Regions from separate parts of the Homo sapiens genome. Here region 2 is linked to region 1. Evidence: chromatin loops called from intact Hi-C (ENCODE). Cell type or tissue: dorsolateral prefrontal cortex. All regions are shown on one strand. Links, peaks and the distances in the headings refer to the core of each region. The heading gives the core; the rest is flanking DNA. Region 1 holds the start of SGMS2 (sphingomyelin synthase 2). Region 2 holds the start of LOC107986298 (a long non-coding RNA gene).

What was found. Peaks named below come from ENCODE experiments on the same cell type or tissue, not always from the same donor. Only the 100,000 strongest peaks of a DNase experiment are listed, where the experiment ranks them.
Region 2: it touches region 1 in a loop (2.3-fold over the local background); 9 of 110 quality-filtered maps call a loop at or near these places.

The regions. Positions count from the first base shown.
Region 1 is chr4:107,819,599-107,830,732 of GRCh38, forward strand. SGMS2 (sphingomyelin synthase 2) reads left to right here and starts at 5,334. Exons shown (of 7, transcript NM_001375905.1): 1 at 5,334-5,655. RefSeq lists an enhancer at 7,552-8,751. In dorsolateral prefrontal cortex, for the core only: no CTCF peak of the experiment used is centred there; DNase peaks (open chromatin) are centred at 5,213 and 6,071; H3K4me3 peaks cover 2,232 bases; H3K27ac peaks cover 1,319 bases.
Region 2 is chr4:107,972,443-107,983,576 of GRCh38, forward strand. It overlaps LOC107986298 (a long non-coding RNA gene), which reads right to left and starts at 6,481. Exons shown (of 2, transcript XR_001741784.2): 1 at 6,278-6,481. In dorsolateral prefrontal cortex, for the core only: no CTCF peak of the experiment used is centred there; a DNase peak (open chromatin) is centred at 6,549; H3K4me3 peaks cover 2,783 bases; H3K27ac peaks cover 3,362 bases.

The DNA.
Region 1 (11,134 bases), core at 1,019-9,018:
TTCCTTATGTCCTTTACAGATTCCTTCCCATCAGTGGTCCATCAATTTTAGAACATTTTCATCAGTCTAGAGAAAACCCTGTACCCATTAGTAGTCACTCTTCATTTCTCACCAACCCAAATTATATTTTAACAAACTTATTCTGGGAATGCTTTAGCATCCCTCTTGTTTATTTATGAGACACGGTCTTGCACTGTTGCCCAGGCTGGAGTGCAGTGGCACTATTACAGCTCATTGCAGCCTCAATCTCCTGGGCTCAAGCGATCTTCCCACCTCAGCCTCCTAAGTAGCTAAGGCTACAGGTGTGTGTCACTATACCTGTCTATTTTTTTTTTAATTGTAGAGATGGGAAGGTGGGTTCTCGAACTGCTAGGCTCAAGTAATCCTCCACCTTAGCCTGTCAAAGAGTTGGGATTACATGTGTAAGCCACTGTGCCAGGTGTGCACCCTTTACTGACCAGCTGTCCAGGAAGCCAACTCACAGGTTCTCTGCTGAACCAGCTCTTCCTCACCCTACTCAATCAGAATTCCACATCTCCATAGCATAAGCAAACTCCCTCTGGTTAAGGTCAACAAAGACCTCAATGTCACCAAACCCAATGGACATTTTCTAGTCTCTATTTCACTTGCTGTCTCAGGAACATTTGATATAAATGGCATCTCATCTTTCTCAAAAAGAGGCTTTTCGTTGGCTTCCTTGTCACCACATTCTCCTGGTTTTCTTCTCTCTCTGGACCTGTATTTGTAGCCTCATTTGCGATGTTTTCCTACTTTACCTAAACTATAATGGGTTTTCCCTTGGACATCTTCTCACTCTCTAATATTTCCAGACAATCTCGGTTGATTTTCCGTGGAATCCTTTACTATTACATGCTGGCTATTCTCAAATTTGTATCTCCAGTCCATGCCTCTTTTTCTGAGTTCCAGACTAGTATCATCAGCTGCTCACTTTTCATTTATACATCTCACACCTCAAACTCATCAAGTTTGAAACTCATCATTTGCCCCCCAAAAGCTGCTGCTGTCTCAGCACTCCCTGTCTTGGTAAAGGGCACCACCATCCACCAAAGAGCTCAAACCAAAAAAAATATAGAAGTCATCTTTGGCTTCATCCTCATATCCCAACTGATCTGCAAATCCTGCAATAAACATCCTCATGCAAAATTAAAAAAAGAAAAACCTTTCAATTCCTGAGACATATGTTCGTTTAGAAGGTAACATGGTGATTCTTTTTCTTTTTCTTTTTTATTTTCTTTTGAGACAGAGTCTCGCTCTGTTGCCTAGGCTGGAGTGCAGTGAAAGGATCTTAGCTCATTGCAAACTCCCCCTCCCAGGGTCCAGCGATTTTCATGCCTCAGCCTCCTGAGTAGCTGGGATTACAGGCATGTGCTACCATGCCTGGCTAATTTTTTGTATTTTTAGTATAGACGGGGTTTCACTATGTTGGCCAGGTTGGTCTTGAACTCCTGGCCTGACGTGATCTGCCTGCCTTGGCCTCCCAAAGTGCTAGGATTATAGCCATGAGCCACTGTGCCCGGACCATGGAGATTCTTAGATAAACAGCCATGGGCACAAAGTAGGAATTCAATACAAATTTGTGGGTTGAGCAAATGACTTTAGATATGTTCAGATTCGAGTTACTGTAAGAGGAAATAAGTACTATAGATCTACATGTTTTCCTAAATCAGTATGTTTTATCAAATCAAAGAAATACCTGTAAAACTTGATTTATGCTGCCTTGGAGAAAACAATGGACAAGAACACACTTATCTATCATCCATTTCTCTCCCTTGAAACACTCAGTGCCATTATTTTTGAAAGGTGATGAATTGCAAATTTTGTCACTTTTCATACATGGTAAGAACAAAAGGTGCAGTTAAAAAACAAAAAAAAAATCATCTTTCTGTGAAAAGGATGTTACTATTTCTTAAAACATAGAAATTAAGATGAGTAATTTGCTTTCTCATATGTTGATAATGAATAGATTGAAAAAACTTCGTATCATCCATTATCAATTATATTATTTAATATATGTACTTGGGGATATTTAAATGGTATAATAAAATGACCTAATTACTTATTTCACAATATTTAAACTGAGGCACAATAGTAACCACTAATTCAAAACTACCCATTCAACAGCCTTCCACACAGAGGCTTATGAGGGAACTACAGGGTTTATATCAGCCAACAGTGCAGGCAGAACTGCAAGCTTTGTTTGGAGCTTTTTGACTTTATCCATGTACACAGGCCAAAAAGCCCACAATATCAATTGAGATCTGTAGAAAATTGTATTTAGACTTATCCCATAATGTCCAAATATTTGGATCATGAAGTAGGGAGTAGGTGGGATATTCACGCAAACTTACTTATAGATGGCTATACATTTGAATCTAGTCATTCAGTGTTACCAATGGATAGGACACCCATGCTTCTGAATTAGCTCTGTGATTGTCTATAAAAACTGCTGATTTGAATTTTGACTGCATCCTAGCAAACCAATCCATTTGCTATTGCCTTCTGGGCAAAATGCCTGGGCTTTGTAAATTTGAAAATGAGCTCCTTATTGAAGGGGAAAAATAAACCCCAGGACAATAACTTTCGATTGGTGGTCTCCTCTGGGTTCTAACCTTTAAAAGTAGCTCTAAAAGAGTCCATTTTCCACAACAATGATGTTGAGCCCTTGGTTAATTTTAGGAGCATTTTCATTTGGGGGAAACTTCTGTATTGTGACAACATCTTTTTTTGGTTTTATATTTTAAAAATTTGGGGGGACCGGGCACAGTGGCTCATGTCTGTAAATCCCAGCACTTTGCGAGGCCGAGAAGGGTGGATCGCAAGGTCAAGAGTTCGAGAACAGCCTGACTAACATGTTGAGACCCTGTCTCTGCTAAAAATACAAAAATTAGCCAGGGTTGGTGGCACACACCTGTAATCCCAGCTACTCGGGAGGCTGAGGCAGGAGAATTGCTTGAACCCAGGAGGTGGAGGTTGCAGTGAGCTGAGATTAAGCCACTGCACTCCAGCCCAGGCGACAGAGCAAGACTCCATCTCAAAAAAATTTTTTTAAATTTAATTTTTGTAGGTACATAGTAGGTATATTTATGGGGTACACACAATATTTTGATATAGGCACATAATGCATAATAATCACATCAGAGTAAATGGGATATCTACCATCTCAAACATTTATCCTTTCTTTATGTTACAAACCAATTATATTCTTAGTTATTTTAAAATGCACAATTACTGTTGCCTGTAGTTGCCCTGTTTTGCTATCAAATACTATACCTTATTCATTCTATCTAACTATATATATATTTTTTACCCATTACCCATCCCCCCTACCCTTCCCAGCCTCTGGTAACCATCATTCTACTGTCTCCATGAGTTCAATTGTTTTAAATGTTAGCTCCCATGAATAAGTGAGAACATGTGAAATTTGTCTTTCTGTGCCTGGCTTATTTCACTTAACATAATGACCTCTAGTTCCATCTATGTTGTTGCAAATGCCAGGATCTCATTCTTTGTTATGGCTGAATAGTACTCCATGGGTATATGTAACGATTTATCCATTCATCTGTTGATGGACACTTAGGTTGCTTCCAAACCTTGGCTATTGTGAGTAGTGCTGCAATAAACATAGGAGTGCAGGTATCTCTTTGATACACTGATTTCCTTTTTTGGGCATATATACCTAGCAGTGAGATTGCTAGGTCATACGGTATCTCTATTTTTAGTTTTATGAGGAACTTCCATACTGTTCTCCATAGTGGTTATACTTTTTACATTCCCACAAACACAAGGGTTCCTTTTTTTTTCCACAACCTCGCCAGTATTTATTGCCTGAGCACCTTTTCATATACCTGTTTGCTATTTGTATGTCTTCTTTTGAGAAATGTCTATTCAAATCTTTTGCCCATTTATTACTCGGACTATTAGATTTTTTTTTCCTATAGAGTTGTTGGAGCTCCTCATATATTCTGGTTATTAATCCCTTGTCAGATGGATAGTTCCCATTCTGTGGGTTGTCTCTTCAGTTTGTTTCCTTTGCTGTGCAGAAGCTTTTTAGCTTAATATGATCCCATTTGTCCATTTTCTTTGGTTGCCTGTACTGTGACGACATCTTGAAGTTGCGAGTTTGGGGATTGCCTGCCTTGTATATTCTTTTCTGTTACCATCATCTTTAATAGCCACAAATGACTGTTGACCCACATGATATCTGCACTAGAAACCCAAAGATTCCCGTCATTATTTTTGTTGATTATATGGAAGCACCCATAAACCAGCGCAAATCCTAAACATAATTATCTTGTCCAGAAGGAGACATTAATGTAAAACTTATGTCAAGAAAGATTTAGCCACATTCCCTCGGATTGGTCATTCCTAGTTAGAGTCCTTGAGGCTGCCATCGTTTACTTTGAAAACTGCCCAGCAGGTGTATGAATAGCAACTCCAGGACAATGTAGAACCATTACCATTTTAAAGACAGCAATCCCCCTTTTAAAAAACTACTGAGGCCTTCGAAGAAACCACACGGCTGCCTTGGGCCCCAAAAGCTGCGGAAAAGCGCAGTATTCAGTTAAGCAAATAACTACTTACACTGTTTATTTTGGTTACGATTCCTTAAGTGAGAAGTAAATCAATTAACAGGACAAATGACACGATGGTTAGGCACGAAAGGGACAGTGCTGCCACCTCATTAGCTTGGAGCAACCTTCCAGCTCATACCATGCGGACTGATGACTAACCTTGCCAGGCAACGCTGTGAGGTTTGGAAACCCACCTCTTTGACCTAGGCCCGGTCAACACCGATAAACCCTCTGAATCAACGCTGGCGCTCCCAAGCCCACTCACACGCCGTCAGGAAGCAGTTTCCGAAACAGGCCGGGTGCGGGGGTGGGGGATCCCGTTCCAGCCCCACCCCTGAAAGTTGCTGGGAGTGGCACCCAAAGAACTTTCCCAGATTGATCTCTGTTGCCGCTCAGGGAGGTCAGCTCCAGGCCCTCAGCCTTTCGGCCGGGAGCCAAACTGCCCTGCCTGCCAAGCCCCTCCTTCTCTGCACCTTAAACAGCCGCGAGGGGAGAGTCGGCTGGGATTTTCTTCTTAAGAAGTCGCGCAGGTTTTTCGAGCTCCACTCTGCGCCAGGAGAGCCACGGCAGCAGGAACGGGCACTGCTGCCACCGGGCCGACGGGTGAGTCACTGTTTGGAAATGGAGTGGGCGGGCGAGGGTGTGAGAGAATGAATGATGTCAAGAGCGCGCTGGGCGCAGGGCGCAGGGAGCGGGCCGCGCGCGGCGGGCGGGGAGAGCGGGCGCGGGGCCGCGGTCAACACTGAGCGCCGCGCCGTGGGCCGAGTGGGGCGGGGAGACCCAGCCCTCGGCGCGCACGGAGCCTGGCCGGTGCTGCAGCGCCGCCGAGTGCGGCCTCGGGGGCGGCGGCCGCGGGAGGGACCCGGAGAGCTGCTTCCCCTAGTCAGGCCGCGGCGTGGGAGGGCGAGACCCCGAGCAAACTTTCTAGCGGCTTCGGCCCGAGGGTGGTGACGCCCGGGGCTGGTCGCGGCGGCTGCGGCAGCGGGCTCCATCCCCTGGCAAATCCCCTTCCCGGGAGCAAGTGCCTTCAGCTGGGAGTGTCTGGAGCCCTGGCCACCAGCGGGTAAGGAGCGCGCGGAGGGGCCAGGAGGAGGATGGGCTGGGGAGCGGAGAGTCCTCCGAAGCGCGGGAGGGGAAAGGTGGATTGCGAAGCGGGGACGTGGCTCTAATCCGGCCCCCACCCTCCCCGCCCAGGGCATGCTTCCTCGATTTTGTGGTCTGGAGGAGAGATGTGTGCCTTAGTCTCCTTCCTCTGAGCAGTCATCTCATTCATTTGCAACCCATTTCGGGTACCCCGGTCCTGGCGTTGGAAGGGCACAGGTTAAACCCCAGATTGTCCAGAACCACTCCGGAGGTCAGGGCTGAAGTTCAGTTGGTGGAGGAGGGACTGTGTGTGTGTGTTTGTGTGTGTGGTTTTTCTTTTCTTTCTCTTTTTTTTTTTTTTTTTTTTTGAGAGGCACTTACTGATGATGTGTGAACAGTAACAGCCCAGCTCTGGGCAGCCCACACCGAAACCCTTCAACGTGTGGCATTCCAGAGCTGCTCCCTTTACGGAAGGGAAGACTTGGTTTCTCAGCGAAAATAAGGGGCGGGGAACCCCTGTCAACATCCATCCAGAGGTATGGATAATCATTAATTATCCACGGCTTGAAACCAACTCAAAATGTTATGTCCTGTAGTCTTTTTTATTTATTAATGTTGCCGGTCCTCTATTTCAAGTCTTGCCTGCTCTGAAATGACCTTAAAATCATTTTGACATGTGTGTTATATTTTGAAGAGATTCAACTGTTTAGTGTCACTGGATTCGGCGTGGGTTTTCAATCTGTACCTAACTTTTCAAATCCTTGGTTTCATTACCAGTCTCCTCTATTAACGGTGGGTGCTCAGGCACATTAAACATTCTGAACCAGTAAAATGGGATTATAGCTACTTCAGATAATAAGGTGGATTAAATAAGGATTAATAATGAGGATAATAATGAGGATTAAAGCGCAAAAGACTTCTCATAATGTCTGGTACAAAGCAGACCCCAACAAATTATAGCTGTTTATATATAAATAATAGTGTGTTGCAGCTGGCTTAGGTAATAACCAATTAATTTCCACAGAATGTCCTCCTTATAAGCCTGGTGGGCCGAGGGTTAGCATGTGAAATCCTTTGGCAAGTTCCTTAGATTGGGAAGTGATGTTTTCAGCAAGTTAAACATTTTTAGTACGGATACCTGAGAAGGTTATGGTTTCCATCCTGTGTCATGGGAACTGCCATTTACTGTTTAAACAATGTCAGAGCAATGGCTGAAAGTGACAACCTGGAATTTACAGGAAGAAAGGACGTGAGGAAGCTAACTTTACCTTTACCTTTTTTTTTTCCTAAAGAAGCAGTGCAAGCAGTGCAAAATTTCCTCTTTATGGCCCTTTCCTTGGTCTTCTAATGTTCTTACTTCACAATAGTCTGGTTGAAGTGTTTTTTTTTTTAACAAGTTAATGTTTAATTTGGTTCCTTTGGTTTCATTTTTAAGTAAAGCTAGTTGACTTGTGAACCTAGAGGGAAACACTTGGACACCTTGAGGTGGCTGCACCTTGTTCTGAGTTTCTCCCCTCGCAGAATCTCATAAAAGCCCTAGGAAATGTTTGGAAGAAACTTTAGCACTTGTGCACGTTATTGAAGACATTTGCTCTTACCATAACTATAACAACTTACAGGGTGAAAGATCTGGGAGCTGTCCTACGACAGTACCGTGTAGTGAGATCATGGACATGGGAATCCAGGAGACCTGAGGCTCTCTGAGCTGTGTTCCTTTGAGCAAGTTTACTTAAACTCTTTGGGATTTTTGTGGGACTTTAAACAAAATATAGGGGAAAAATAGAAATAATCTTAGAACTATTAAAATAGACAATGGAGTATCAGTGAGAACTTTTTTTAAAAGTGATGCTTTGAGGTGAGATGTTTCTTTTTTAAAGGAATAATTACTGAGAGTTTTGGACAGTTTTAGACTAAACAATGACTTACCCACCTTTAGCGTGTTGTCTCAATGGAGAAATTGAAGGCTTTGTCTTGAACTACTAGTATCAGATATTTATTTGCTTAACGTTTAGTATGCAACAACTACATAACAGCCACTGTGCTAGGGGCCAGCAATGCAAACGAAGGAGATAGTTGCTACCCCAAAGCTTATAGTCCAGTAGAGACCTCAGGCTGTGATTATCAAGAGGGGAAAAAAGGAGTCAAAAAAGGAGAGTGCTGGGGACTTGGGAAGAGACAAGAAGTGATTAGGCCGTCATAGGCTGCCTCCCACTGATAATAAGAGATCTGGTGGCATTCTGAATGGTCTTGAATAGGGGCTCGTAAATTCTTTATGAGGCCGAATAATAAAAGTATGCCTTGCTTTACACAGTAAAATATTACGGACAAGTGATAGCTCTTCAGTTTAAATAATTTTAAATATTCAAAGCAAGCTTGTTTAAATGAAATCTGAAGGGTCAGCTCAGCTCAACTGAGATATATTTGCTGTGTGGCTGGGTGCAGTGGCTCACACCTGTAATTCCAGCACTTTGGGAGGCCGAGGCAGGCAGATCACTTGACGTCAGAAGTTCAAGAGCAGCCTGGCCAATATGGTAAAACTCCATCTCTACTAAAAATAGAAAAATTAGCCGGGCATGTTGGTGCTCGCCTGTAGTCCCAGATACTCGGGAGGCTGACGCAGGAGAATCGCTTGAACCTGGGAGGTGGAGGTTGCAGTGAGCTGAGATTGCGTCACTGCACTCCAGCCTGGGTGACAGAGCTAGACTCTGTCTCAAAACAAAACAAAACAAAACAAAAAAAGATTTATTTGCTGTGAACAAAACACTATGGTAGATTTTTAAGAGGATTATCCTTGTATGAGTATTCCAACTTATTAGTTTTCCCCATATTATAAGTAATGTGTTACTTATGGAAATTTATAAGTATAGGCAAAACAAATCAGCCATAATCTCACCACCCAGAAAATCATTTAACATTTCTATCTGCCCCCTCTTTATATTTTGCCCCTATGCACAGATAACACAAACAGCTAACGAGTATTGATCTTACTATGGGCCAGGCAACGTGACAGTTGCTTTATACATCAAATCTCTTGTAATCCCCACTCCAACCCGGTGAGGTAGGTACTCTTATTACCTTCTTTTACTGAGGATACAACTGTTTTAGGGAAATTAAGTAACTTTCCTGAAGTTGCAGCAGCTGAAATTTATCTCTACAAAAATGGGTTCATTCTCTATGTTCCAACTTACGTTTTCTCTCCTCATCCAAACATGGACAACTGTATGTCACTAACATACTCTTACACAGCATCATTTTTAGTTTTCTGTTTTGTGGCTGTGTCTCAACCAGTCCCCTATCGCTGAACACTTAGTTTGTTGCCAGTGTTCACTATTTTAAGCAGCTCTGCATTAAATCTTTCTAGCTATGTCTGTGTACACATTCTTGATTATTTCAGTTATTTTGCATTTTAAAAAGTGAAACATAATGTTTAATTTAGCTGCCCTTTTTTCTAAACTGTATTCAGAATTAGAGAACTTTTCCCTGTCTCTTTAATTTAAAATTTCAGAGTCTTAATTTCTGCGTTCCTTTAGCATATCTCATAAGATTTCAGCAATAGGATCAACCTTCTCTATGGAGTCGCACAGTGGAGCAGTAGCTCATTATGCAAGGAATTTATCTGTTGAAACGGGAACATACAAACTTTCTTAAAGTACTGTTTGTGTGTGTTATTTTTATTAGCCATGAAGCTAAATGTCTTTTTTGGGGAAGTATAGCAGAATGGAGAGGTGCTAATTTTGCCAAGGAGCTCTCTGAAGGACATTCTACTTCTACACTTTGATGAAGCATTAGAACCCAGTGAGACAGATGAATTAAATACTTTCAGGTGTTGCATTTAGCAGACTTATCACTACCTTTAGAATAAGTTCCATCCATTTTAAATAGGTCACCTGTTTTTTAAAACATTACACATTTGTTGTTTGACATTTTGGGGCTGATTTAATGAAAGTGCGAGAAATTTCTATTAGTTTATTTTTATTATAAATATAAAGCATTTCTTGAAACATTCTCAAGTTTTACAATAATATCACATCTTTGCTACTCTGAGTCAAAATTTTAGTTTTTCATTCACTTTTCTATTTTGATTTCCAGTGTTAATTTATCTTTAAGGTTTTGATAAAGGATGTTAGAATATGAGTAGTGTTCATTTCAGCCACTTCATACAGATACCCAGATCAGTTCACTTTATTAATTTCTAACAATGACTTGTAATTCAAAGCAAAGTTTAAAGAAATAGCTAATAGAATTAAAGTCAAATCAGATAATGAGTTATTTTATAATTGGTTTCCCCTCTATTGACAAACCCCTATACAATTTGAAATTCAGCCTTATAATTTTGTGTTTGTGTTTATTTAAATTGATATCTCGCTTAAAGCTTTCAAACTAAACTTGTGCAACTAACTGAATTATTTCTTTTATATGTACAGTCTTTCCTTTCACTATACCCCATTTACTATTTATATTATTATTCTTTTATTTTTTTAAATTGAGACAGAGTCTTGCTATGTTGCCCAGGCTGGTCTTGAATGCCTGGACTCAAGCGATCCTCCCACCTCAGCCTTCCAACGTGGTGAATAACAGGCATGAGCCACCCTTGTCAGCCATGCAATTCCTTTATTTTTCCTTCCAGCTTTTATTTTGGGTGTGCAGGTTTGTTACATGGGTAAATTATGTGTCACAGGGGTTTGATGTACATATTATTTTGTCACTCAGATAGCATAGTACCTGATAGGTAGTTTTTCAGTCTTCACCCTCCTCCCACCCTCTGCCCTCAAGTAGGCCCCTGTGTCTGTGGTTCCCTTCTTAGGGTCCATGTCTGCTCAGTGTTTAGCTCCCACTTATAAGTGAGAACATGCAGTATTTGGTTTTCTGTTCCTGTGTTAATTCACTTAGGATAATGGCCTCCAGCTACATCCATGTTGCCACAAAGGACATGATTTCATTCATTTTTATGACTGCATAGTATTCCATGGTATGTATGTACCACGTTTTCTTTATCCAGTCCACTGTTGGTGGGCATCTAGGTTGAGTCCATGTGTTTGCTATTGTGAATAGAGCTGCGATGAACATACATGTGCATGTATCTTTATGGTAGAATGATTTTTATTCTTTTGGGTCTATATCTAGTAATGGGATTGCTGGGTCAAATGGTAGTTCTGTTCTAAGTTCTTTGAGAAATCTCTAAACTGCTTTCCACAGTAATTAGCTGAGCCAATTTACATTCCCACCAGCAGTATATAAGTGTTCCCTTTTCTCTGCAACCTTGCCAGCATGTTTTTTGACTTTTTAATAATAGCCATTCTGACTAGTGTGAGATGGTATCTATTGTGGTTTTGATTTGCATTTCTCTAGTAATTAATGATGTTGAGCATTGTTTCCTATGCTTGTTGGCTGTGTGTATGTTGTCTTTTGAGAAGTCAGTTTGTGGGTTTGCCCATTTTTTAATGGGGTTGTTGGTTTTT
Region 2 (11,134 bases), core at 2,107-10,106, 150 kb after region 1:
TTTGCAGAATTGTTAAGTAATGAGAGAAATCTAACATGACTGACTGTCTTGCTTTTAACCTCAACCTCACAGGCTCTTCTCTTTTCCTCTCCTCTTTTTCTTTTCTCTTTTTTCTTTCTTTTTGTTGTTGTTTATTCTAGCATGGAGGCCAAGATAATATGAAGGGAATTTAGTTTATAGTTAAACTTTGAAGCAAGGAAAACTGAATCCCCTCTTGCTGGAGACTAATGCTGCATTCATAACACAAGATTAGAATTATGGTTGGGGCTTGAACCTTGCTAAAGAATAAGCATGGTTAAACAATAACCTACTGCTGCTTAGCTTGCTTTTCTATACATTGCTTTCTGCTCCAAAGTCACATGAGAGGTCATAAGATTTGTAACTCCCCAGCTACTCCTATAGATAACATAACTATTGTGAAACCTAAAGAACTGGTCTTTAAGATATTTTTCAGATTTAGCATTTCAACAAAGAGATACCACTTGGTTCTGAGAACACCCTTTCCCCCTTCCCTGGGAAGACTTAGCTGTGTGAAGACAATTTAGACACCTCTGTGATTTCATCTTCAGCCAATCAATTGTTTCAGTTTCCCCACTACCTGCCTACCAATTTACCCTTAAAAACTTTACCCTCTGAATTATTGGAGAGACAGATTTGAGAAATTTCTCCCATTCCCCTCATTTGTCTGGCCCCACAATAATTAAACTCTTTCTTTGCTGCAATACTTGCTGTTCTCAGTGCATTGGTTTTTCTGAGCAGCAGGCAAGAAGAACCTGTCAGTCTATGACAACGATGGGACAATGAGGACTGAACCAGGAGTGTGGCACACTTCAGACCCAAGTCCTGCCCCTGCTTATAACTAGCTATGTGATCTCTTTGGTCTGTTTCTTCATCTATCAAAGATTAGAAAGATGATCTCTCAGATCTCTGTGTAGCTTTATTATTCCATTGTTACACCCTCCCTGCTGAGCATCTTGGCTGTGTCTGTAAACTAATAATCTAATGTCTCCGTTGTCCCCCAACTGCCATTTCCTCTGAAGCTCTCAGATGTAAGGAGTTAAAAAGTCTCTGGGTAACTCTCTCCTCTCTGCCTTTCTGCTACTTACCTACAGTGGCATGTCCAGGAGTAAATATAGATGGTGGAAAGAGGACTGCACTGGAAAACAAGGCACCTGGGCTGGAGCCCTGGTTCTGCAACTGCCTCTCTGTGTAACTTTTGGTAAGCACTCAACTTTCTTGGGCCTTAATTTTCCCTGCTGCCACAGACTAGAGTTCTTCTAGATCCATGGTTCTCATCTATGGCAGTATTTTAGAACCACTTGGGGTGTTTGATAAAAATACTGATGCCTAGATTTCACCCCAGGCCAATTAAATCAGAACCTTACCAGGGTTAGGCCTGAGCAGAAATAATTGCAAAAAGTGGCCAACGCTAAATAAAATTTATTTGTAAAAGCAAAGGGCCAAGAATAGTCAAAACAATCATGGTAGCAGATGTCAAGACTCCTTATAAAACTACAATAAGCAAGGCAGGGTAGCACTGGCACGAAGACAAATAGACCAATAGACCTACACACATAAGAGCACCTGATTTGTCACAAAGATGCCCCTGCAGTATGCTGGGGGAAAGAGTGGAAATTTCAATAAATGGTGCATATTAACTGCCTATCAGTAAAGGAATAAATGAACCCTGACTCCCTATCTCACACCATGTCTTAAAAACAATTCCTGACGGGTGATAGACCTACAAGTGAAAAGTAAAACACAGCATAGAAAATAACATAAAAATAACACAGAAAAGTCTCTTTACCATCTTGGGCTTGTGTGGTAGCCAGAGTCCAAGATGGCCCCTGATGATTCTTTATATGGTTCCCTCCCACACTGAATAACACTGACTTGTATAACCACTAGGCTATTGCAGAAATGATGTGCAGCTTTTGAAGCTAGGTCATAAAAAAACATTGTGGTTCCTGCCTTGCTCTTTTGGGTCACTTGCTCCAAGGGAAGCCAGCTGCTGTCACATGAGGACACACAAGCAGCCCTGTGGAGATGCTTACGTGACAAGGCACCAAGGCCTCCTGCTAACAGCCAGTAAGAATATGGTACATCCTGTCAACAGCCATGTACCATATGTGAGCAAGCCATCTCGAAAACAGACATTCCTGTTCCTGTCGAGCCTTTAGATGATTGCAGACTTAGACAACATTTTGACTATAGTTTCATGAAGAACCATTAGCTACAGCCACCCAGCTAAGTCACCCCTGATTCCTTGATCAAAACAAAGTGTGAGATTTTTTTTTTCTTTTTTTGACCACAAAGCTGTGGTAATTTGTCACACAGTAATATGGTTTGGCTGTGTCCCCACCCAAATCTCATCTTGAACTGTAGTTCCCATAATCCCCACGTGTCATGGGATGGACCTGGTGGGAGGTAACTGAATCATGGGGGCAGTTACCCCATGCTGTTCTCATGATAGTGAGTTCTCACAAGATCTCATGGTTTTATAAGGGGCTTTCCCCCCTTTTCTTGGCACTTCTCTTTCCTGCTGCCTTGTGAGGAAAGCGCCTTGCTTCCCCTTCACCTTCTGCCATGATTGTAAGTTTCCTGAGGCCTCCCCAGCCATCTGGAACTGTGAATCAATTAAACCTCTTTTCTTTATAAATTACCCAGTCTCAATTATTTCTTCATAGCAGCGGGAGAACAGACTAATACACAGGGTAATAGAGAACTAATGCATACTTCACTCAGCTGCCAGATTACTCTCTTTAAGGTACGGTTGTGCCCAGACCTTGGTTTCTAATACCATTTCCACTCAGAGGAACCAGAGCTTCTAAATGAAAATGGCTGTTTCTGGAGCTAGGTCAGAAGAGGTACAAGATGAGCCTTGTTATGTCCAAAAATCAGGAAGTGAGAAGATGGTGAGGAATCAAGAAGTGAGAAGATAGTGGGGAAATGTCACAAAGGAACCATCTTGGAGAGATTCCCACTGGCCAAATCTGGTTCAATTGGAAAATCAAAATAATTAAATAAATACAGTAATGAATTATATACCTTTGGAAAGACTAAGAATTCATGAGTACATATTGAAAATAAGTCTCTGAGTTGGTTCGGTGACCAGGGTCATACTTCCCAATACTTCACTCTTTCCACACAGAGAAATGAAGCACAACTCCAATAACAGGGTGAGGGTGCAAGTCAGGGACCACAGAAGTCACTACTGGGCTCCTGAAAGCCCAAGGCCACATTTGGGAAACGATCTGCACTTCTGGCAAAAGTGCAAGAGGGGCAGTGGTGGCCCCAGAAGAAATATTTTAATAAAGAAGATACACGAATGGCTAATAAGCACATAAAAATGCTCAACATCATTAGTAATTAGGGAAGAGAATTAAGTGTACCTTTTCACACACACTAGGATGGCTATAACAGATAAACAGAAAATAACAAGTGTTGGTGAAGATGTGGAGAAAAAGGAACTCATATATTGCTGGTGGTTATAAAATTTGTGTAGTCATTTTGGAAACAGTTTTGTAGTTTCTCAAAAAGTTAAACACAAAACTACCCAAGAGAAATGAAAATGTACGTCCAAGCTGGGTGCAGTGGTACATGTCTGTAATTCCAGCTACTCAGAAAGCTGAGGTGAGAGGACTGCTTGAGAGGAGTTGGAGACCAGCCTGGCCAACATAGCAAGACTCCTTGCTTGTGAATGTTCATAGCAGCATTATTCATAATTCCAAACTGGAACCAACCTCAATGTCTATCAACTGCTAAATGTATAGACAAAACTGGTAAAGCCATACAATGGAATACTATTCAGCAATAAAAAGTAACTAACAGCTGATACACGGTACATCATAAGGCCCCTTGAACTGAGGCATCAAATGCAAGAAGAGGTGGAAGCTATTTGAGTGAGGTGGGGGGGCAGGAAATAATAGGCTCAAATTTTGATAAGTTACGTTTGAAGTATCTGATAAGTATTTGAAGTATCAAGGAGAGGTGAGCAATAAACAATTAAAAATGGATGTTTGTGTTTGAGAAACAAGATTCTGCATGCCGGAAATCAGATGGTATAAACATATGACTCTTACAGTCTTCAGGTAGAACCATTGGGAATCACTGTGGGAAACTTGCAGCTCTGGGGTTTATTAGTAAGAATGTCCAAATATATTAATTGGCCTAATTTTTATGATAATATTACTATAACAGCAAAAGCTCCAAATCTAAACGTAGATAATGTTTACTGGAGAACATCTCCCTCCTTTTTTCCCCTCTAGAAGCAGGGGTACTGTCTAACAAGTATGGAATTGTGAAAAGCATGAGAGCCTTGAGGTCAGAGTGGGATAAAATCTGAGCCTGGTCAGTTATTACGTGAGCTACATTTAATAAATGGTTGAAATGCTCCAAACCTGTTTCTTCATTTTAGATGAGGATAGCACGAAAGCCTGAGGGTTGTTATGAAAAGGCAAAACAGCATGTAGTCAAGAACACGACCCCTGAAAACAAACTGTCCTGAATTTGAAGTCTGCCAGTGCCATTCATTAGCTGTGTGGCCTTGGCTAAGTTTCTGAACCTTTTTGGGCCTCAACGTTCTTACCCGTAAAAGATGGGTACCCTTAGCACCTACCACATAGGGTTATTGTGAGAATTTAATGAATGAATTCACATGTAGTACCCAGAATGGTGTAAAAATAGCAATGGGCTCAATAAATGCTGATATTACATGCAAAACCATTTAACCTAACTGAGTGGTATATAAAAATTGCTCAAAGGGATGGCCATCATTATTATCATTGTTTTTAAGGCTAGTGAATGGTTAGTTTTCATTGCATAAAACTTCATACCTGGAAATCCTAAGAAAACAAATCAGAAGGTATAATTTATGTGAAAGGCCACATTCTGTAGGTGGTTCCCCCCTTGGGTAGTAATGAATGTGTACTGCATGGTTCTCATTGTCCAACTTAGTGAGTCTTATGATCTCATGCAAGCATTTTGGAGACTGCTGGCTGAGGTTAGAAAAATAGTTCATTCTCAATAATTCAGAAATCCTTCCCTTCCCATAAAATAGAAAAAGAATCCTGACCTATACTCAATGAAACCCCAGAGCCACTAATACTTATGGTAAAATAGGCTATTGTCACCCTCTGTGTGCAAAATCTGTGTTTGGGGTGAAATGAACATTTCATCTCCTTAGCAAGAGTCCAAATAAATTCTCACCCAGATTGCAGAATATGCCTAAAACCCTGAATCAAGATTGCATAAGCTGTACTACACATCACCTTCTTTTTTCCAAAGGCAGCATTTTATACAAATGTTTGTTTTGCGTGTGTTTTGACTACTTCGATCCCAGGAATCCTATGCTTCGCAGTTTCTAGACTTTAATTTCAACTCGTTATTTTGGAAGGCCATAATGCTCTGTAAGTGGAATAAAGGTTTTCTAAGTAGAGGAGAAAATGGAGGTAGAAAGCACCTGGTATTACAACAACTGCTAGCATGATGAGAAAAACCAAGATATTTAAGGTCTGCCAGGATAAATTTTTTTTCTAAAAGCTCAAGAGCACAGAATTACTTGATAAGTTATTCAGTATTATTAGAGATTTTACTTTATATGTCTTATAAGTCATCCTGAGAGCATGTTTCAGTTTGCCATACAAATACATGATCATTCCCTTCTGAACTAATGATGTCTTAATTATGCAAATCATATGATTATTTCCTTGAAAACTCTGCTGACAAGAGTGGCAATGTCACCCATCTTTAATTTTGCAGTAGGTAAGCTTTTGATTGAACTTTCTGGACTTTGCTGTCATGCCACCCTGAGCAGCCACAGCCTCTGGTTTTCTGCCATATGAAATTTTTAAATTGCTCAACAAAACAGGAGAGGCAACATTAATTTTTCACTTTTTATCCATAAGCCAGAAATTATTAATTTCTCACAAATAGAAGGAAAATCCCAACTTACTCAATGAATCCCAACCCCAAATGCTCCTGGCTGTTAAAAAATCCTGTGCTTGGGTCGATGCATCTATCACCTGACAGTGTCAGTACTGTGTCAGCTCGACTCTCTCTGCCTGCCTACTTCATAAAGCTTGAAGACCAGAAAAGCATTGATATTTTTTGCCCACCACTGCTCTGTTGGAGGCAAAGGACCTACTTTACGCACTGCTTCTGCTGCACTCAGAGCCCACCATCATGTATGTTGTTAGATAATGCTTCTTTGATGTCTATTTTTTAAGTACTATAATTATCCATTTATAGTACAAAAATAAAAGTAGTCATTACTTACTCTGTTCTCTGTGCCAGCCCTTTCCTTTGCCAAAGCACTTGCTGTCTCTGAGTTGGTTTGGTGACCAGGGTCATATTTCCCAATACTTCACTCTTTCCACACAGAGAAATGAAGCACAACTCCAATAATAGGGTGAGGGTGCAAGTCAGGGACCACAGAAGTCACTACTGGGCTCCTGAAAACCCAAGGCCACATTTGGGAAATGATTTGCACTTCTGGCAAAAGAAGAATGATTCTATTGTAACTGTCATCTGATCAGCACTAGGCAGGAGGAGGGGCAGTGGTGGCCCTCCCACTTTAGAAGATGGTAAGTGGTGTTAGACTATTAGTAGAAAACAGCTGGAATGTTGTTTGTCCAACTATTTCTTTTGAGAGATGACATTGGAGCCAAAGGAGGGTGTTTGTAGAAGGTCATACGGCACACTAGTGACTATGCCAGGACACTGAATTCTGGCTACAGTGCTCCTTTCTTTACATCACTTTTTGTTTTGTTTTGTTTGAGACAGGGTCTCACGCTATCACCCAGGCTGGAGTGCAGTGGCATGATCACAGCTGACTGTTGCCTTGACCTTCCTGGACTCAGGTGATCCTCCCATTGCAGCCTCCCTAGTAGCTGGGACTACAGGCAAGCACCACCATGTCCAGCTAATTTTTTTTTTTTTTTTGTAGAAACAGGGTTTTACCATGTTGCCCAGGCTGGTCTCAAACTCCTGGGCCCAAGTGATCTGTCCACCTTGGCCTCTCAAAGTGCTGGGATTATAGGCATGAGCCACTGCACCTGGCCACATCACATCTTTACATACTATAGATACCTCAGATTTGAGAATTGTTAAAAAAAAAATACTGCAGCAGTATTGTGGACTGAATGTTTGTGTCCTCTCAAAATTCTTATGTTGAATCCTAATGTGAAGATATCTGGAGGTGAGCCTTAGGGAGGTGATTAGGTCATGAGGGCAGGCTCTCATGAATGGGATTAGACCTTATAAAAGAGACCCCAGAGAGCTAGCTCCCTTGTCCCTTCTATCACGTGAGGTTACAATGAGAAGGAGTCATCTGTGAACCAGGAAGGAGGATGAATCTGCTTGTGCCTTGATCTGGACTTCCAAGCCTCCAGAATTGTGAGAAATAAATTTCTATTGTTTATAACCCACCAAACTAGTGGTATTTTGTTATAGCATCCCAAGTAGACTAAGACAAGTGGCTATTTTTTCTTTCCCAAGGAAAATAATTACAGATCTGAAAATGTACCATTCTGAAGCATCACTGCTGTCCATTACACACAAATTTCATTAAAAAATATATGACAACACTGTAATTAGACTATGTTCGGCCTTGGATTGACACAAGTTGTAAATGAGGACTAAAAACCCACCTAATCATCCTCCCAATCTATCATCCTAGCTTCATCTCTAACCACACCTAATTCCTCACCCCCTTTTCCTGTTGCTTTAATTTCTCATGCTTCTGCCTTTGAATTTGTTGCTTCCTCTGAAGCAAATTCTCTGTTCTTCATAAATTGACTCATGCTTCAAGTTACTAAGTTTGTCTATGCAATCTTCATTTTTCATTTATACCCTATAGGTTTTTGCATTTGCTACAGTCTAGCACTTAACAGATTTTATTATTTGAACCTAACACTTTCTCTTCAGCCAGTAGTGATCTCCCAAGCCTAACATGGGGCTCAACAACAGTGCTTTCTGAAATTTTTTTTACAGAATTATATATAAAGATGAGATCAAAGCAAAAAAAAAGTGAACACAGGATCCACTATGACAGTTACTTCTAGTAGGCGGAGGACTTCTTTGATGTTCGTGGGTCTTTATTATATACTATTAAATTAAATATGGCCTAAAGTTCTCTCCATACGTAGTAAACTGTAACCTATCTTAATATGTAAACAAACTACAATCTAACTTGAGAGTATATTCTTGTAACAAGTAGCTAGGTCTCAGCCAATCATAGCAACTGAGATTTCAGCCAATTACAGGCTGCAACTGCTCAGACCATGATAAAATAAGGCAGATAAACAGTTGTAACAAATCAGGTTATTTCTATATGTCACTTTCTTTTTCTGTCTATAAATACTACCTATCCACTATTGCTGGGTGAAGCTCTCTGAATTGTTACTGGTTCAAGGTGCTACCCAATTCATGAACCACTTCTTTGCTCAAATAAACTCTACTAAATTTTATTTGTCTAAAGTATTTATTTTAATAGATTGGTGTCAGAAGTGGGACCCAAAGCAGACCTCCAGGGACACACAGGAGCACGGTATGGCCAAGTGAAGGTACCCACCAGGGATTATGTGCCCACTCATCTCTCACAGCAACTGGGATCATGGCAGAGTTCTCTCTTAAATTCAAGCTCTATGAATTTTTGTTTTGACCTCTCTGACTTTATTTGAGCAATTTTAGTGGAGTGGATCTGGGATGTGATTGGATCTAAGTAACTGAATTGGATCCAGTCAGAGGCTTGAGGTCAGTATCTTTTGAAAATAGGTTTCTCCAAATTAAAAAAAAAAAAAAAAAGTCTGGGATTCCAGCCAGGCACTCATGCCTGTAATCCCAGCACTTTGGGAGGCTGAGGCATGCAGATCACCTGAGGTTAGGAGTTCGAGACCAGCCTGCCCAATATGGTGAAACCATATCTCTACTAAAATTATAAAAATTAGCCAGGCATGGTGGCAGGCGACTTTAATCCCAGCTACCTGGGAGGCTAAGGCAGGAGAATCACTTGAACCCAGGAGGCAGAGGTTGCAGTGAGCCTAGATTGTGCCACTACACTTCAGCCTAGGTGACAGTGCAAAACTCCCTCAAAAAAAAAAAAAAAAGAAAAGAAAAGAAAAAGAAAAGTCTGGGATTCCAAGAATCTGGGACTCCACTTTTTGGTATGCCAGCTAACTTTATGCACAAAAATTATGGGCCTAGAACCTGTGAGTTTTTGAAAAAAATGTCCCTTACTAGGACAACTTAGAATTATAGTTGTTACAATGGGGAAATTTTAACATACATAAAATTGTTCATTTGCAGGGGCATTAAAAAAAGAATCCAAAATGCCACAAAGCAATGGGATATATTTTTAAATTGGTATGTACAGGCATCTAAAGCAGCAAATAAAGCAAAGATTGCCTCTTTATAAGGTTGCTTACAGAAAACAAATGAAAAAAATCTTAAATATCTTTTTCACAAATACTATTTAAAAGCTTTACCCATGGGGGCAGGAAATCTTATTCTATTGGCCAGGAAAACAATTCTGGTTCAGATATTTTTTAATAAATTACTGAGTTTTATATTATTGTGCACCTGGCAAATGGCTAAAAATTTTAAATGAAAGCTATAGAAGATCTGTATCTGCTTATACGTTTATGGACAGATCTGTATGTATGACACATGTGTGATATTTTTGTATCTCCTTATGATATTGCCAAAATTGAATTGAAAAAGTGCTCTATTTATTTGGGTTTTTCAAAAATAAGTGCTAATATAAATGAAGTATTCACTCAGAAAATTAAGAACTAAAATGCTTTTCAAATTCACATTACTTGGGTGATCTTGGTAAATAAGAATCTTGTTGATTTCATTAAAACAGTCATGTCTTCAGAATTTTCAGCATTAAATATAATACAGGCACATAACTTTTCCTACCTAGGTTCACTGGTAAAATAAACTTATGTTACCTCTATATTGCAAAATATGTCAGCAAGAGAAATAACTTAGATGATGACTAGCTGCTTACTGTCTCATCTTTATAAACAATCTATGCATAATTGTTAAAAATAAGTGAGTTAAACAGATGTAAGATAAAATTTCCATGTAAAACAGTCCTTCCTATATTAGAAGGTCTTAACATTCTTATCAAGATGGAAAACTGAACTTGAGGGAAATCTGTACAAACCACAATTTAATTCTTAGGCCTAGCATTAAAAAAAGAAAACCTAGGAGGCTAGAGATGAAATTTTGTCTCCTCTACAGCTTCTTATTACTGATACACTAAAGATATTTGTAATTGTTACAAACATGTTCTAGGCGACACTGATGAATTGTACTATAAGAAAGCATATGCTTCTAGAAGTAATGATTGATGGATTTGCCAAGGTACAGATGAGTGATGTGGCAGTTCCATGGGTGATGTGACAGTTCACAATTGCTTGCTTTGTAGTGTTCAGTGGCAGTTAAGGTCACTAAGGATTAAGAATTCTAATTGTGGCTGGGCATGGTGGCTCACGCCTGTAATCCCAGCACTTTGGGAGGCTAAGGCAGGTAGATCATGAGGTCAGGAGTTCGAGACCAGCCTGGCCAATATGGTGACACCTCATCTGTACTAAAAATACAAAAATTAGCTGGGCATGGTGGCACATGCCTGTAGTCCCAGCTACTCTGGAGCCTGAGGCAGGAGAATCACTTGAACCTGGGAGGCAGAGGTTGCAGTGATCCGAGATTGCACCACTGCACTTAAGCCTGGGCGACAGAGCGAGACTCCATCTCAAATTAAAAAAAAATTCTAATTAATATATTTTATTTAATATATAGAATTATTAGAAATAGAGAAAAACTCTATATGCAAGTGTATCAGGAAGTTAAGATGTGCTCTGGTTAAGAAAAAGTTATAAGGTATGAGAATTTTTTTGTTAAGGGAAAAAAAGAGTAACTTTTGTCCTCAAATAGAATGACTGGTTGTTCCAAAATGTGAAGAGGAAAAGTACAGGACAAAAACTGAACAGATAAGGAAGTTGTAGAAGTTTTCTGGAAGATGAATCTTATAAATGGAGTTTTATGTGTGATTAAGCTGGCTAATATTAGAAGAAAATTATTTGAGTTTCTCCAAAAGTTGAGCATTAATATCAAAAGTACACTGATG